Regions from separate parts of the Homo sapiens genome. Here region 2 is linked to region 1. Evidence: chromatin loops called from intact Hi-C (ENCODE). Cell type or tissue: breast epithelium. All regions are shown on one strand.

Region 1 (8,000 bases):
TTTATGTTTAAAGCAGGATATATAAATCTGCAGCAAATTCATAAGGTAACAACATTCTTTTGGACAAGGCATAGCCTTTGACAATATTTTAAGAACACAAGTGACAGCTTGAGTATGTGGGACCTATTAAAATGTATAGCTTTGACTTTTCTGTCTTCCAGAGCTGAAAAGGGTGTTATGATATTAATTAAATGAGTCATATTCTTCTCTTTTTTAATTAGATTCTCTCTAGGAATAATTCATCACCATAGAAGTGTATTGAGTGTGTCATCCAGTAAAAGTCTAAAATTTTACTTTACGTTTTTAATTTTGCTCTACTATTATTTTCTGCGGTTTTGGCTATGACAATGCTTTGTCACTTGGAATAGTTTAAGTTTTGCTTACTAATGGCTTGATATACACTGAAAATAGCAGTGTTTCCCAGTTTGACTTTTCAGAATGAGCTATAGCAGGGGGAAGTGGTTACTTGTTGAGTTGGATCTGGAGCCTTCCTCTGATACATTTTACTAAGTGTTTCTTAGACTGCTTAAGAATTTTACTTTGCTTGGTGAAACCATTTGACTTTACTTTTTCCCTTAGGAAAACTATGTTTTTCTCCCAATAATTAAGTTTTATCGTAGGTACTTTTTGTTTGTTATCCACATTAGCAAAAGAAATAACTCCTCCCACCCAAAGAATGGCAGATTGGTGTGACGTGGTTATGCAATAAACTAACAGTAAATTATTTTGTGTAATTCTTTGCTGTATTACCTTCTCTATCTTTGTTTTTATTCCTTTAAGAGGTAACTAGAGAGCCAGTAGATACTACACGCAATATTTCCTCTACTTTGAATTTTAAAGATTGTGTATTATATTGCAGTTCCTGAAATAATTTCATATTAACTGAAAATAGCATTGGACAATACTTTCCTATGGCTGAATTTTTTTTTTTATGTTTTCAACCTTGTGGTGTCTTCCCACAATTAGGAAAGTATTCCGTATGAATACAGCTGAAAGTGCTGTGGTTTCCTCCCTGTTCTTCAGCCTTGCCCTCCTCTGTTTCAGGATCTGTGTTTTCTAACCTAGCTGCCCTCAAGACTCTCTCTTTGGTTCATTCTCCTAAAAAGCCCCTTCCTACCCTTCTTCTACAGAGTTCTATATGTTAAATCTTCATTTGTATGATTGCATAATTTTTGATCCACTCAGTCGTCAGCCTGATGGTTTGGTTGATGGGTTGGTTTTGTTGGTATTTTTGTGTTTTTTTTTGTCATCCAGAAATGCTTTGGAGTCTCCATCTCGTTTCCTTAAGTCATGCTGTTTTCATTATGACTAGCTGAGATTTTTTTCCCCCACTAATACTCATAGCAAGGATTAAATGGTTAAGGAAGGAATGATTTTTAAACTCAGCAGTCAACAATTTGGAGTTTCCTTATTTGTAGAGAAATCAGAATATGTGGTATAATTCATTCAAACACATTCCTGCTAGAATAAATCCATTAAGTTGTAGATTTTTTTTTATTCCAATGTGCTTGGTGTATCGTTAATAGTCATTTGCTTCCCAGTGAATTGTTTTTCTTTCCAGAACCTATGTCAGAGGAAATTTACTAGAAGTTACCAAAAGTGATTATGTAAAGAATACTGTCATACAAAGTCTCTTAAAGTGAACATTGAAAAATCAGTCCATATAAAACACTGATTTAGGTCTTAGGGGCTTTCAAGGAATTAAACCTAGCCCTTACTATCGAGAACTTTAAAATCTCCAAAGCTGGCCGGGTGTGGTAGCTCACACCTGTAATCCCAGCACTTTGGGAGGCCAAGGCAGGAGGATGGCATGAGTCCAGGAATTTGAGACCAGCCTGGACAACATGGCAAAAAATGTTAAACATGTGGCATTGAGGCCGGGCGTGGTGGCTCACGCCTGTATTCCCAACACTTTTGGAGGCCGAGACAGGTGGATCATTTGAGGTCAGGAGTTTGAGACCAGCCCAGCCAACATGGTGAAACCCCATCTCTACTAAAAATACAAAAATTAGCCGGGTGATAGTGGCGCAGGCCTGTAATCCCAGCTACTCGGGAGGCTGAGGCAAGAGAATCGCTTGAGCCTGGGAGGCAGAGGTTGCAGTGCGCCAAGATTGTACCACTGCATTCCAGTCTGGGCAACAGAGTGAGACCCTGTCTCAAAAAAAACAAAAAAACAAAAAAAACAGTGGCCTTGAAATCTTTATCCAGGTAAAAAGCAATCGTAATAATAACGAAAAATGTTCTAATTTGAAAGTCAGGCACAAGTGCAGTTTGAAACCTGATTGTTACTAAATGAATTTAGTCTATCCTAAAAGCTATTTCTCATGTCTACCTGTGTTATCAGAAGAAACAACAGCATTCTAGCATCCTGATATCATTCTAGCATTGGGATGAAACGTTGCCATCCTAGGAGAAGACATGGGTTCTTATGGATAAACGACTTAGCCTTCAGCCAGCTTTAGCAGTGTTTGGGAGCAGTGTACAGACATGCACCATTTCCCACCTTCCTCTGTGAAATGCTGCAGTATTATATGGTGCTTTGAAAACATGCCCTGCTGGAGTGCTTTGGGAAAAAATAGCCTGTTTCAAAGTTTCATTTATTATAGTCATGTAAAACAACTGATTGCCTCTATCATTTATTTTAAGAAACTTTCCTAACAAAATAGCCCTCCGTCTGCCTCTGTAGTGAACTCTGTGGACAAGGACATTAAATGACTGTGCATTAAAAGTTACATCCTTTCTCACCGCCTGCCTGTTTGTGTTTCAGGCATCCTGACAAAAACAAAGATCCTGGAGCAGAAGACAAGTTCATTCAAATCAGTAAGGCTTACGAGGTATCGTGTCCAGCTTTGTGATGCATCCATTAGCTCTTACAAAATATGCCTTAGGAGGTGATGAGTTTTGTAAAGTTGTCAGAAAGGTCATGTTCCCCATGCCCTTGATGCAGTTTCTAGATTATAATAGAGAGAACAGGCTGGATGCGGTGGCTCATGCCTGTAATCCCAGCACTTTGGGAGGCCGAGGTGGGTGGATCACGAGGTCAGGAGTTCGAGACCAGCCTGACCAACATGCTGAAACCCTGTCTTTACTAAAAATACAAAAAAAATTCGCCGGGCGTGGTGGCACGTGCCTGTAATCCCAGCTACTCAGGAGGCTTAGGCAGGAGAATTGCTTGAACCCGGGAGTGGGAGGTTGCAGTGAGCAGAGATCGAGGCCTGGGTAACAGAGGGAGACCGTCTCAAAAAATAAAATAAAATAAAAAATAATAGAACATATTTGGCCACATCCAGTATATTGGAACAAGTGCCTGAACACTTCAGCTCTTGGAAAAACTGGCCTATTTTAAAGGCTTTAACTAGAATTGTAGAATTACCCTGAGTATGTCTGTATGTGTCACTATTGCCTTCTTAGAAATATGCATTAAAGAATCACATACCAAATCGCCTATATTTATTAAAGTGGCACGAGGTAACAAATACATTTAAACACAAGATTTTCAGTAATTTTCCAGTATGTCAGCTCAAGTAGATTGGTCTGGAATATGCATCAAAGAGAATTCAGTGGCTTTCTGATTTGTATAGGGAATGCCCTTCAGCAGACAGTGCTTAGCTCATAGAATAACACGTCATCATTCTAAAACAGATTCCTGAATTTTAGACTTCAAAGTTATTTTGTAAAACAAAGTAAATTAACAGACAAGGCACTAGACTATAGCTATTTGGTGTTCATAGCTTTTCTTATCTTGGTTTGAATTGGTCCAACTCACCAGGTATGACCAGGTCAATTTTCTTGTCATTGAGCCCTGGTGATCAACATTATGTTATTTTATTTGTTTTGCTGAAGTGTTTAATGTTGTGGTAGTTTGAAATCTTTAATGCCAAGATGAGCATGAGTACCTAAACTGAAATATTTTAGTCTTGAATGTTCTTTAATGTTTCTCTAGTGAAAGAAGAGTTTCTCATTCTTTTGAATGACTGCATTTAGAATATCTAATCGGCTGGACCCAGTGGCTGCTCACGCCCTGTAATCCCAGCACTTGGGGAGGCTGAGGCATGCAGATCGCTTAAGCTGAGGAATTCAGGACCAGCCTAGACAACATGGTGAAAAATACAAAAATTAGCCAGGCATGGTGGCATGTGCTGATGGTCCTAGCTACTCAGGAGGCTGAGATGGAAGGTTGACCCTGAGAGATGGAGGCTGCAGTGAGCTGTGATCACGCCACTTCACTCCAGCCTGGGTGACAGAGTGAGACTCTATCTCGAAAAGAAAAAGAATATCTAATTATGTCATAATCTTTTTTCTTTTTTCTTAAGAGACAGTCTGTCTCTGTCACCCAGGCTGGAGTACAGTGATGCGATCACAGCTCACTGCAGCCTTCAACTACTGGGCTCAAGCAATCTCCCACTCACCTCACCCTCCCAAGTAGCTAGGACTATAGGCACGCACCACCATGCCTGGCCGATTTTTTTTTTTCTTTTTGTAGCAAAGTCATGCTATGTGGTCCAGGCTGGTCTTGAACTCCTGGCTTCAAGGGATCCTCCAAACCTTGGCCTCACATAATCGTGTCATAATTTTTACATTTCTTTTCTTTTCTTTTCTTTTCTTTTTTTTTTTTTTTTTTGAGACGGAGTTTCGCTCTTGTTGCCTAGGCTGGAGTGCAGTGGCACCATCTCGGCTCACCTCAACCTCCGCCTCCTGGGTTCAAGCAATTCTCCTACCTCAGCCTCCCGAGTAGCTGGGATTACAGGCATGCGCCACCACTCCCGGCTGATTTGATTTTTTGTATTTTTAGTAGAGACGGGGTTTCTCCATGTTGGTCAGGCTGATCTCAAACTCCCGACCTCAAGTGATCCACCCGCCTCAGCCTCCCAAAGTGCTGGGATTACAGGTGTGAGCCACCACGACTGGCTGCATTTATTTTCTTCCTATGTCTTTCAAGCTGCTTACAAAAAAGTCTTTTGGATGAACCTTTTGTTGTTGTTTAGATTTTTTTCTTCCTTTATAGATTCTTTCAAATGAAGAAAAGAGATCAAATTATGATCAATATGGAGACGCTGGAGAGAACCAGGGCTACCAGAAGCAGCAACAGCAGCGAGAGTATCGCTTCCGCCATTTCCATGAAAATTTTTATTTTGATGAATCCTTTTTTCACTTCCCTTTTAATTCTGAACGGCGGGACTCAATTGACGAAAAGTATTTATTGCACTTTTCACATTATGTGAATGAAGTGGTTCCAGATAGCTTCAAGAAACCCTACCTCATCAAGATCACCTCCGATTGGTGCTTTAGCTGCATTCATATCGAGCCTGTGTGGAAAGAAGTCATTCAAGAACTGGAAGAATTGGGTAAGATAATTTTATTCACTGAAAGATATTTATATAGATGACTTTTTTTTTTTCAAGATGGAGTCTTGCTCTGTTGCCCAGGCTGGAGTACAGTGGTGTGATCTCGGCTCACTGCAACCTCCACCTCCCGGGTTCAAGTGATTCTCCTGCCTCAACCTCCCGAGTAGTTGGGATTACAGGCACCCACCATCACGCCCAGCTAATTTTTGTATTTTTAGTAGAGACAGGGTTTCACCACGTTGGCCAGGCCGGCTTCAAACTCCTGACCTCAAGTGATCTGCCTGCCTCGGCCTCCCACAGTACTGGGATGTCAGGTGGGAGCCACCATGCCTGGCCCCAAAGCAGGTTTTTTAAATTGCCTATTCTATAAACCCTTTTTGAAAATCTTTCTTAAATGTATTAGTCTGCTTTCTTCAACTCTGTGACTCCGAAGCACCAATTTTTTACTTATTGTGAGCTGAGCCTTGAAGGGGGTTGGAAGTCAGCTAAGGAATCTTCAGTCACACACTGGTAAAAACTAGTGTGTAAAAGCATCCAGTGTTTAAAGAGAAGTGTGCTGTGGAAGAGGGCCCAGAACTAGCACCATCCCTGACCTTGAGTTCACCATTTGGTTGAAGAGAAAATATATACACAGAGAATTAACACTGACCTCACATTTGCAAGCACAGAATAATGTTTTACTGAAGGAGTAGACAAAGATGACAAGAAATTCCTTCTGTATTTTCTAACTCCTTGCCCATGAAACAGATACCTTCGTTTGAAACTTTTTTCTCAGTCAACTTTCATGTTCCAATTACTGTATTAGACACTAAAGGATATATAATAATAATAATTTTTATTGAACATTTCAGTTCCCTTGCATTGTGGTAAATGCTTTCTGTGCATTATTTTTGTCCCCAGAGCAACTCAATGAAGGAGAGACTATTATTATCTCTATTTTACAGGTGAGGGAACTAAGGCATTGAAGGTTAAGGAACTAATTCATTATTACACTACCCATAAGCATCAGTATTGGGTTGGACCCAGGAGTCTGACCGTCTTAAACACTGCGCGCGTACTGCTTCAGAAATAAGTAAATCATGGTCCTTGTGCCCAGGAAACTCACATAAGAAACATACCTCAATCATCTCAGCACATTTAGTGCTTGCTGGAAGGTGCAGGCAGAGCTACCAGCGTGGCCCAGAAGTTGAGCATCTTGAAATCAAATATCATTTTAGGGAAACTCAATTTGGATGATCAGGCAGTGATTACCTGGGTTTGGCAATTTATTCACCATGACTTCCTGTTTAAAAAGAGAGACTGCTGGGCACGGTGGCTCATACCTGTAATCCCAACACTTTGGGAGGCTGAGGCAGGTGGATCACAAGGTCAGGAGTTCGAGACCAGCCTGGCCAACATGGTGAAACCCCATCTGTACTAAAAATACAAAAATCAGCCAGGAGTGGTGGCGGGTGCCTGTAGTCCCAGCTACTCCGGAGGCTGAGGCAGGAGAATCGCTTGAACCCGGGAAGCAGAGGTTGCAGTGAGCCAAGATCGTGCCACTGCACTCCAGCCTGGGTGACAGAGCGAGACTCTGTCTCAAGAAAAAAAAATAAAAAGAAAAAAAGGAAGACTAATTCCTGGCCAGGCGCAGTGGCTCATGCCTGTAACCCCAGCACTTTGGGAGGCCAAGGCAGGCGGATCACCTGAGGTCAGTAGTTCGAGACCAGCCTGGCCAAAATGCTGAAACTCTGTCTCTAGTAAAAATACAAAATTAGCTGGACATAGTGGCACGTGCCTGTAATCCCAGCTACTCGGGAGGCTGAGGCAGGAGAATCACTTGAACCCTGGAGTTGGAGGTTGCTGTGAGCTGAGATCACACCATTGCATTCCAGCCTGGGCAGTGAGCGAAACTCTGTCTCAGAAAAACAAAAAAAAGACTAATTCCTATCTTTTAAGGATTTCTAAGTATATAAGAGTCTCATACTGTCTAGAAAAAAAGTCATCCTAAATACTGGCAAAAATAACGCATTTTTCTGCTTTAGCTCTGTGTTCTTGATTTTGTTTCATTTCACGTTATTTTGCATCTTGTGGTTAGTGTACCAGCATGTTTGTATTTAGCCACATTCGAGTGGCGTGTTCTTCCAGTTGGCTCTGTGCCATCCCCTAAGGCCTATTCAAAGGTGGAGAGAAAATTAATGTGTATGTGCAGCTGAGGGGGGAAAAAACTTCCCTAAAGGGTGTGATATGTGTTTAGGATTGCTTAGTGAGAGCTGTTTGGCATCTCAAATTATGGGTATGACAGATGTTTACTAATGCACGGAAGACCCTCTCACAGCCTCAGTATAGTATTTTTAATTCCCGAGGGTGTGCAGATTAGCCAGAAGCATCAATTTATATAAACATCAAATAATGTTTCTGAAATAAGTCACATATGCCTTTTTATTTTATTTTTTTTTTTTATTTTTTTGAGACGGAGGCTCTCTCTGTCGCCCAGGCTGGAGTGCAGTGGTGCGATCTCTGCTCACTGCAAGCTCCGCCTCCCAGGTTCACACCGTTCTCCTGCCTCAGCCTCCCTAGTAGCTGGGACTACAGGCACCCATCACCACGCCCGGCTAATTTTTTTGTATTTTTAGTAGAGACGGGGTTTCACCGTGTTAGCCAGGATGGTCTCGA
Region 2 (8,000 bases), 670 kb after region 1:
TCATGCTCACCTCTTCCCTTTCCATCCCCCCTACACCCATCTGGTAGCTATGTCCTGTCTTTCCTCCTTATTGTCCCTTGAATCCACTTATCCTGAAGTACCCTGCCACTTCTGGAGCATCTACCCTCTCCTGAGCAACTGCAAGACCCTCTGGCCTCTCCCCTTCCAGTTCATCCTCCAAATTGGCCAGGAGCAAAATATCATCCCTCTGCTTAACTCTCCACGCTCCCTGCTGCCTCAGAAAAAGTCCAACCTCTCTATCATGACCTTCAACATCCCAACTTCCCTCTGCTGCCTTTCTCCTTTACAAATCCAGCCACATTAGGCTTCATGATTCCCAAACACACATTCCGCTCTTCTACCCTACCATGACTCTGCTGTACTCCTGCACTCAAACTACCTGTCTACCTGGAAAACTCCTACTCATCCTTCAAAACCCAGCTCAAATGTCCTGTCCTCTATGAAGCTTTATTGATTCTCACTCCACACCAGGAAATACCGCAGTACACCCTTATATCAAAACCCTGATGATATGGTTGTCAGAATGTATTTTCACTGTCTGAGAGCTTCTGTGAGCAGAAAACAAGTCTCATTCATATTTATGTCCCTAGCACTGGCCTGCTACAGAACAGAGATTCAGTGACTGTTTACTAAATGAACAAACAAATCAGGAATGAATTCTTCTTATAGCATAACATGTCCATCCTTTTTTGTTTTAAGAGATGGGGTCTCACTATGTTGCCCAGGCTAGTCTTGAACTCCTAGACTCAAGTGATCCTCCTACCTTGGCCTCCCAAAGTGCTGGGATTACAGGTGTGAGCCACCGTGCCCAGCCCACATGTCCATCCTTTATCCCATTCACCTTATCCAGGTAGTCTTCTACCTCACTCTTCCTAACAATCCCAGCTAATACTGAACAAGTGTTCACTGTGAGTCAGGCATGGTGCTGCCATCAGACAGAGCTGGCATCCTCCTGGCTCCCCCACCTACTAGCTCCATGATCTGAGAGTAACAGAGAAGCCTATTTCCCAGGGAGGTATTTGGAGGATTAAAGGGAATAATCCACGTAGCATGCCTTGCACAGAGTAGGTACTGAGTAAATGTTGGCTTCTGGCATAGCTGTGACTCAGGGCAGAGTTGGGACTCTAGGGCTATGCTCTTAGTCTCTGCTCTTACTGGCTGAAGCTCACAGCATCTCCAAGTCCTCGGCATACAGTCTAGCCCTTGATTCTCCCTTCTGGAACATGGACTTGTCTCACATCTCTGCCTTTGCTTCAGGAGCCTCCAAATCTCAGGGTGCCCTGGCAGCATACCCTGGCACAGGCAGGGACTCCCAGGCCCAGGGATGGACTGGTCATAAGCCCAGTGGTGGGGAGGAAGAGAGCCTGGCTCCACTTTACCTACCCACCCCTGACTGCCCCGACTCACTCCTTCCGCCGAGAGAGCAGCAAGCAGTCATTGAAGAGGTGGAGGTAGACTGCCTTGCTGGACAGCTTCAGCTTGGCAGGGGGTGCTGCAGGCAGTGGTGCCAGCTCTACCAACTCTCCATGCCGAACCAGCCAGCGGGCCTGAGAGATCAGCGGGAAAATCTAGAGGGATGGAGAAGGATGGGTCAGGCCCAGGGGCACCAGGCAGAGAGCACAAGATGGTAGATGGGAGGGTGTGGGCAGCGATTAACTGGCCTGAAGCCCCCAGGGCAAGGAAGAAACAAGAGCTGCCCCTTGGGGTCCCCATCCCGCTGGCTGCAGACACACACCTTGCCCTCAAAGTGGATCTTCTTGCTCAGGTGGATGAGTTCCTCTGTCCTCTTCATGGACTGTACACTAGCATTGCACTCCTGCACCAGCTGGGGGAGCCGTGGGGAGGTCACCTGCAGCCCCTCAGCTCCGGCTCCCAGAGCCCAGCCTCAGACTCTTGCCTGGGGACCGGAGACTCTGACAGCTGGGGGCTGTTTTAGAGACGTGCTGGGGGTCCAGGGGGGGCCTCAGGAGCCAAGCAGCCCCTGCCCTGCCCAGCTCACCTCCTTGAGCGCATTGAAGGCCTTGGTGGCCATGTCTTCGTCTTCAGAGCCCTGTGCTGTCCGCTTCAGGATGTTCTGGAAGGTGGGATCAGCACAATGAGGCAGTCCTCATACTCCCGAGACCCGGCCCGCCCACAGGTGTATCTCCCTCGCCCAGCCCTCACTGTGGCCTGTCCCCTCGAGGTACCTCCACCAACATCTTGAGGCGGGTGATCCTCTGGAAGGGCAGGATAAGGAAGGAGGTAAGGGGCAGACGCTGGCACACAGGAGACTCCTCCAGGCGAGCCAGGATGCCAGGGAACCTGGGGTTCTCCAGGCTGGAAAATGGGGAGGACTCTGGAATCACAGGTAGGCCTGAATTCCTGGGATCCACAACCCTGGCCATCCACGGGGTCCTCAGGGGGCTTCTCAGCACATCCTTACTGCCCTTTGGGGTTGCATCTCACCTTATCCTGGTCACAGAGACCTTTTCAGGGACCCCTCCCCTCCCAGAGTCACCTTACGTCACCCAGCCCTCAGTGCCTACACCTGCCTGAGACTCCCTCCACGCCCCCGCCCCTTTCAGAGCCCCCAGCCCTACAGCAGGCGCTGGTAGGTGCGCTCCTGGTAGGCCTGGTTGGTGACATAGGGCAGGTAGACTCTGCGGAAGGCCGGGCAGTGGTCCAGCACCACGTCGCACACGCTGAAGCGCAGCACATCTGCCTCCAGCCGCTGCTCCAGGTCCTGCAGGAACCTGAGGAGTCAGAGCCAGGATGGAGACCCCAGATCTGGGAGCTGGCCAACCACTGGCTCCGTCCCCACCCCGGGCCAGGCCAGACCACTTCTTCACCTCTCGCTGGTGCTCTTGACCTCGGGCAGTTTGGAAAACAGCCACTGCTTGTCCTGCGCCCCCAGACACTCGCTCAGCTCGGCAGAGCCTAAGAAGTGGCCCACAGCCACCGACAGGCTGTGGATGTAGGAGGCCTCGGAGGTGATCAGCTCAAACTTGGCCTGAGGGAGGGCACACACGGGGTCGAAAGGGCAGGACCAGTTCACCTCGGAGGCCCTGGCCTCACATCCCCAGACCCCAGGACGCCACACCTCGCGTCCTCGCCCCTTCTCTAGCCCCACTCCTAATCTGGCGCCGGGCGGGCCCGGCGACCCACGTCCCGCCGCGGGAAATTGTGCAAGCCTTTCCTGTCCTCGATCCCGCCCCTCTCCTAAGCCCCGCCCCGACGCGTTCTTCCCAGAGCCCCGCCCACCCCCCAGGTCCCGCCCCTGATCCTGGCCCCGCCTTGTTCCGCGCCCACCAGGCGTTTGCTCTTCCAATGGTTCCGCTCCTCATCCGGCCCTGTCCTATCCTAGGTTTCGTCCCGCTGGCTCCGCCCCCTACCCGCACCCAAGCCCGGCTCCCCTCGCCTCTCGCTCAGCGGCTTGCTGTCCTCGCTTCCAGACGGCCTCGTGTAGTCAGGTCCTAGAGCCAACCTTCCGCGCGGACAGTCGCGCCAGCAACCCCCTTTGTGTGTCCCCCTCCCTCTATGGCCCGGTTCCCGCTAAGTCCCCGGACCGCGTACTCCCCGGCCCGCCCCCGCCCCGCCGGGTCCCCGCGCGCGCCCACCTCCTGCAGCTTGCAGTCCCGCAGGCTCAGCGTGGCCAGGACGCCGCTGCCGCGTACGTCGGGGATATCCTGCCACAGCGAGAAGGTGGAGCCTCGCGCCGAGCGCTGCGCCCGGAAGGAGCTGCTGGGGGAGAGGTTGGCCCGCGGCGGCCCCGGCCCCTCCTCTGCGCCCTCGGCCTCGTCCCCCGGGCCCTCCTCCTCGCGCTGCTGCCGCCGCAGTTCGCGGGCGCTGGCCACGTCGCTGTATTCCTGATAGAGGACGGCTGGGGGAAAGACGGGCGGGGGAGAGCGTGGGGCGCCCGCCAGCCCCTGCCCGGCTTTTCCTCGGTTCCCTCAAGAGCCCGCGTCACTTAACCTTTGCCGCGGTTCGGATATCTGGACACAGTGAATTCATTCATTCATTCATTCATTCCATAAACAAATTGAGCACCTACTGAGTGCTAGATACCGACAGTTCCATTCTCCGTTTCTCACTCGATCCCTACCTCTCAACTCTCCAAACCCTCTTTTCCCCGTTTCCACACCGCAGCCCCTTCCTCCGTTACCTCCTCCCAGGGACCCCCCTCCCACGTACAGTTAAGGAGGAATCGAGACTGGCGCCGCTCGTTGGTGCTCCTGGACCCCAAAGGCGGCTCTTCCTGTGTGTCTAGCCTAGGAAAGAGAGAGCGTCACGGCCCTAGTTCGCCTGCACCCTGTCTCGGACCCAAGCCCAAACGGGAGGTGGTACCTGGGCTCGGACCAATCGCCCTCTCGTGAGTCACCAGGGGCTGGCCGCGACACCCGGTCCCCGCTCATCTCTACACTTCGAGCCTCCATTCCAGATGCTTTCCCTGGAGAGGGCGAGAACTGAGGGTGGGGGGTCCAGAGAGTGGGCCTGGGGCCTGGGCCCCGGCCCAGGCACCCTGACGGCCTCAGGCGGCCGGTGAGTGGGCATCGCCCACCCCCACCCCCACCCGGCATCTGGCTGCCCTCAGGGCCCATGGGAGGAGCTGGTACCTTCCCGGGCTGCTCCGGTGCCTGACCCAGAGATGAGTGCCCGGGCTGCTGAATTCCGCCCCAGGCGCAGAGAAGAGTGCAGCCGGGTCATCAGCTCCGATGCCGAGAAGCGCCTCCGCTCAGGACCTTCGAGGCTCACTCGGGTGGACCCAGACAACTCCACCCTGGGCTCCTCTGTGCTCAGGGCCTGCTCTTGCACTACCTGGCCAGGCTCTAGGAAGACAGCGTGGGCCTCGGGGCAGCCGGGGACCTCTTCACGCTGGTACACCCGCATCTTGCGCCCTAGGGTTGGGGGCAAGGAGTGAGAGCACGGGCTGGGGTCTCCCCCAACCTCCTCCCTGCTGCTGCCCCTGGCCCTGAGCACCTGGGGAGGTTCAGGCACCATGCCCAAGGGAAGGGCCTGTGTTTCTGCTAGCATCTGGTCCCCAGAGCCCTGGGGTCCACGAGAGGGGTAAGGAGAGCACAGGGCCTGGCTGCAGTAGACAGAGGGATCAGGCTGCCCAGAATGGTGACTCACTCACTGCATAACCTTGGACAAGTCACTTGCCTTCCCTGAGCCCCACTAGTTTCCTTATCACTAATCTACCACTTGTCCTGACTTTTGGGGGAACCTTGGGACATAAAGGTTAAGGAGCTGCCCAGCCCCTCCCCTATCCCCCTGCCATGGCACCCACACCCGCCTTCCCCAGGGTGACTCACAGGCAGACTTCTTCTCCGAGCCGTGGCTGGCCCGGCGCTGTGGCTGTGTGTGTCGGGGACTCCAGGGTCCCTCCAGAGCTGGGGGCTGGGCACCAGGACAGTGTGGCCAGCTGCCAGCCCTGCTGGGCCGCATCCCCCCGCTGGTGATCTCTGTATCTGAGCCTCCTGGGGATAATGGCCATAGCAACCCTTGGAGAGGGGCAGGGGTCCCCAGGGACCAGCGGCTGCCAGGAGCCCGAAGCTCCTCTGGGGCAACAGGGAAAAGGTCCAGACACACTGGGCTCGGGGGCTTCAGGGCGGGCAGCTCTGCAAAGGACAGACTCTCCTGCTGGCACACTGCTACAGGGTGGTGGGCAGTGCCAGGTGGCCCAGTCAGGTGGGGCTGGAGGGTAGCAGGTGGCCCACAGTCCATTCCTCTTTTGCTCTGCCACCCACCTGGCCCTGCAGAAGAGAAGATATCAGACCTAGACAGAGGACAGTGGGGCTGGCCAGTAAGCCACCACCCCTGGAGGCCTGGACAAACCCCTGTGTACACTTGTGTACACACATCTCCACAAACACACTCACATGTCTAATTATATAGAAATAGCTGATACTTGCTTGGCATTGCCTGAATGATAGGCCAAGTACTTTACACATACTATCTCATTTAATCCTCACAACAACGCTGTGAGTTGATGCTCTTATTATCCCCATTTTATAGGTGAGGAAACTGAGGCACAGAGAGGTTATTTGGTAAATGGTGGAGCCAGGATTCTAACCTGGCCGTTCTAGCTTTGAAATCGATGATTTTAACCACCTTGTACTTCTCTAAAACACACTGACATGTCACCAGACATGCAAATACATACATTGTCACACAAATCCATTTCCCAACATATACATCCACACTACATTTTCTCCCAAGTATAGAATGACATGTACACTTTCATAGATACAGACATTTCAAACTCAGGCTCACACAGTCACAGACACACACATTTTTACACAACCGCATACATTCACAGACAACTCCTCACAAACACGCTGACCCGTCCGATATTTACACAGGCACCCAAGATTTCTCACCCTCCTGTTCCCTTCACATGCACACAGACACACACCAGCCCACAGGTCCTTGCTCTGATGTTTCTCCCCCCATCTCCCCGACCCTTGCCCAGAGTTGCGGCCTTCAGTGCTGAGTGGTGCCCACACCCATGCCAAGTTGGCTGGGAGGGTCATGGACTGGCAGGCGGGCCACCACCCAGATCAGGCAGGGGCCTTCTCGAAGTTCAAAGAGGTGCCCCAGCACCCCCGGCTTGGAGTGAAAGAGGGGCTGTCCCCCACCCCAGCTTCCAGCCCCTGGGTGGGCCAGGCTGGATGGGTCCTTTCTGGGCAGGAAGTTATCCCTGGGGAGCCAGCCCTCCGATCGGGGCAGGCCTGATGATCTGAGAGGCCCAAGCCCCCACAGCTCTTGCCCTGTGGCCCTCTGCCAGCCTCCCTCCTGCAGCCCCTCACCTCTCTGGGCCCAGGCCCGCTGCTGATGCTGTTTGGCTGTTCCGGCAGGGGAAGCCCTCTCTCTGCCCAGCTGGCTGGGGGAGATCCCACCCAGACAAAGAGTTTGATTCATCAAACCCTGTGGTGAGGCAAGCAGGGAGGGAGGGAGGGAGCAGGCAGCGGGCTGGGCGGGGGCCTACCCTAGCCTGGCCTCGCTGTGGGCAGGCCGGGCAGCCAGGACCCCCCAGAGGCCCCCTCAGGCCAAAGGGGCAGTGCCCAGCCTGGCAGGACCAGGAGAGCCAGGAAATGAAGACTGAGAGAGACCCAGAGAAACAGAGACCACTTAGCCAGTAACTGAGAAACCAAGACCCCAAGACGTTCAAAAACAGAAAAACCACAGATGCTGAGACATTCAGGGACCCAGAGATGGAGACAGAGACACTGACAATTTCAGGCCAACCAGATCCTCAGAGACACAGATGAAGCCCAGAAAACCCAGGGAGACAGATGGACAAACATTTCATGCCCGTGGGCTGCCAGTCTAGTGGGAGAGCCAAAAATGAAAACAGTTACAATCCAGGTTGGCAAGAGCCAAGCCAGAGGAACCATCAGAGGAGGGTGCTCGGCTCAACTCAACCTGGGTATTCCAGGAAGACTTCCTGGAGGAGGTGATAGTTAACTGCTCCACGGCTGAAATACATAGTGCACTTAGAGGGAAAGCCTTGGCCTGAACAGTGACAGTGTCAGTCACTATTGGAGACAGGGAGGGAGAAGAGGACCCAGCGAGAGATGGCTGGGTCTATGGCAGGCCCCAGTCTCTCTGCACAGCTTCTCAACTGCTTCCCCCTGCTCCCTTCACCCTGCTGTCTGGGAGGGTGGGAAGAAGGGGACTGGCTGCTCCAAAGGGGTCCTCTCTACGGTGGCCACTCTGGCTTGTACCATCAGCCTCTGTCCCTCTAGCCTGAAAAGTACCCATCTGAGCGAGTCTCCCTAAGCCTCGGTCTCCTCATCCGGCAAATAGGATAGTATTTTTATTATCATCAGTCTTTCTCTAGACAGAAGGCAGCTCAGGCCTTCACACAGATGGGGAAGATGAAGGAGTGAGGCTGAGACACACATTATATCGCAGGAGTGTGCACAAGGAGGCCCCTGCCCACAGACGGGTCTCTTTCTCTGCAGGAATCAGAAGTCCTCGACACAGAAGTCCCACTT

The links. Hi-C counts contacts between places; a loop is a spot of excess contacts. Peaks named below come from ENCODE experiments on the same cell type or tissue, not always from the same donor. Only the 100,000 strongest peaks of a DNase experiment are listed, where the experiment ranks them.
Region 2: a loop joins it to region 1, with 5 times the contacts of the local background. A loop is called at or near these places in 6 of 110 quality-filtered maps.

The regions. Positions count from the first base shown.
Region 1 is chr1:15,531,470-15,539,469 of GRCh38, forward strand. It overlaps DNAJC16 (DnaJ heat shock protein family (Hsp40) member C16), which reads left to right. Exons shown (of 15, transcript NM_015291.4): 3 at 2,768-2,834; 4 at 5,006-5,345. Among named protein-coding and RNA genes, the nearest start is that of DNAJC16, 8.6 kb to the left of the region's middle. In breast epithelium, no CTCF peak of the experiment used is centred here; no DNase peak of the experiment used is centred here.
Region 2 is chr1:16,203,331-16,211,330 of GRCh38, forward strand. ARHGEF19 (Rho guanine nucleotide exchange factor 19) reads right to left here. Exons shown (of 16, transcript NM_153213.5): 2 at 5,313-5,753; 3 at 4,614-4,895; 4 at 4,345-4,447; 5 at 4,192-4,268; 6 at 3,618-3,880; 7 at 2,850-3,010; 8 at 2,601-2,753; 9 at 2,208-2,337; 10 at 2,021-2,095; 11 at 1,757-1,846; 12 at 1,429-1,589. The coding sequence starts at 5,724. Among named protein-coding and RNA genes, the nearest start is that of ARHGEF19, 5.3 kb to the right of the region's middle. RefSeq lists silencers at 3,196-3,265, 3,466-3,915 and enhancers at 3,962-4,935, 4,936-5,908. In breast epithelium, no CTCF peak of the experiment used is centred here; DNase peaks (open chromatin) are centred at 2,640 and 3,391; H3K4me3 peaks cover 2,742 bases; H3K27ac peaks cover 2,890 bases.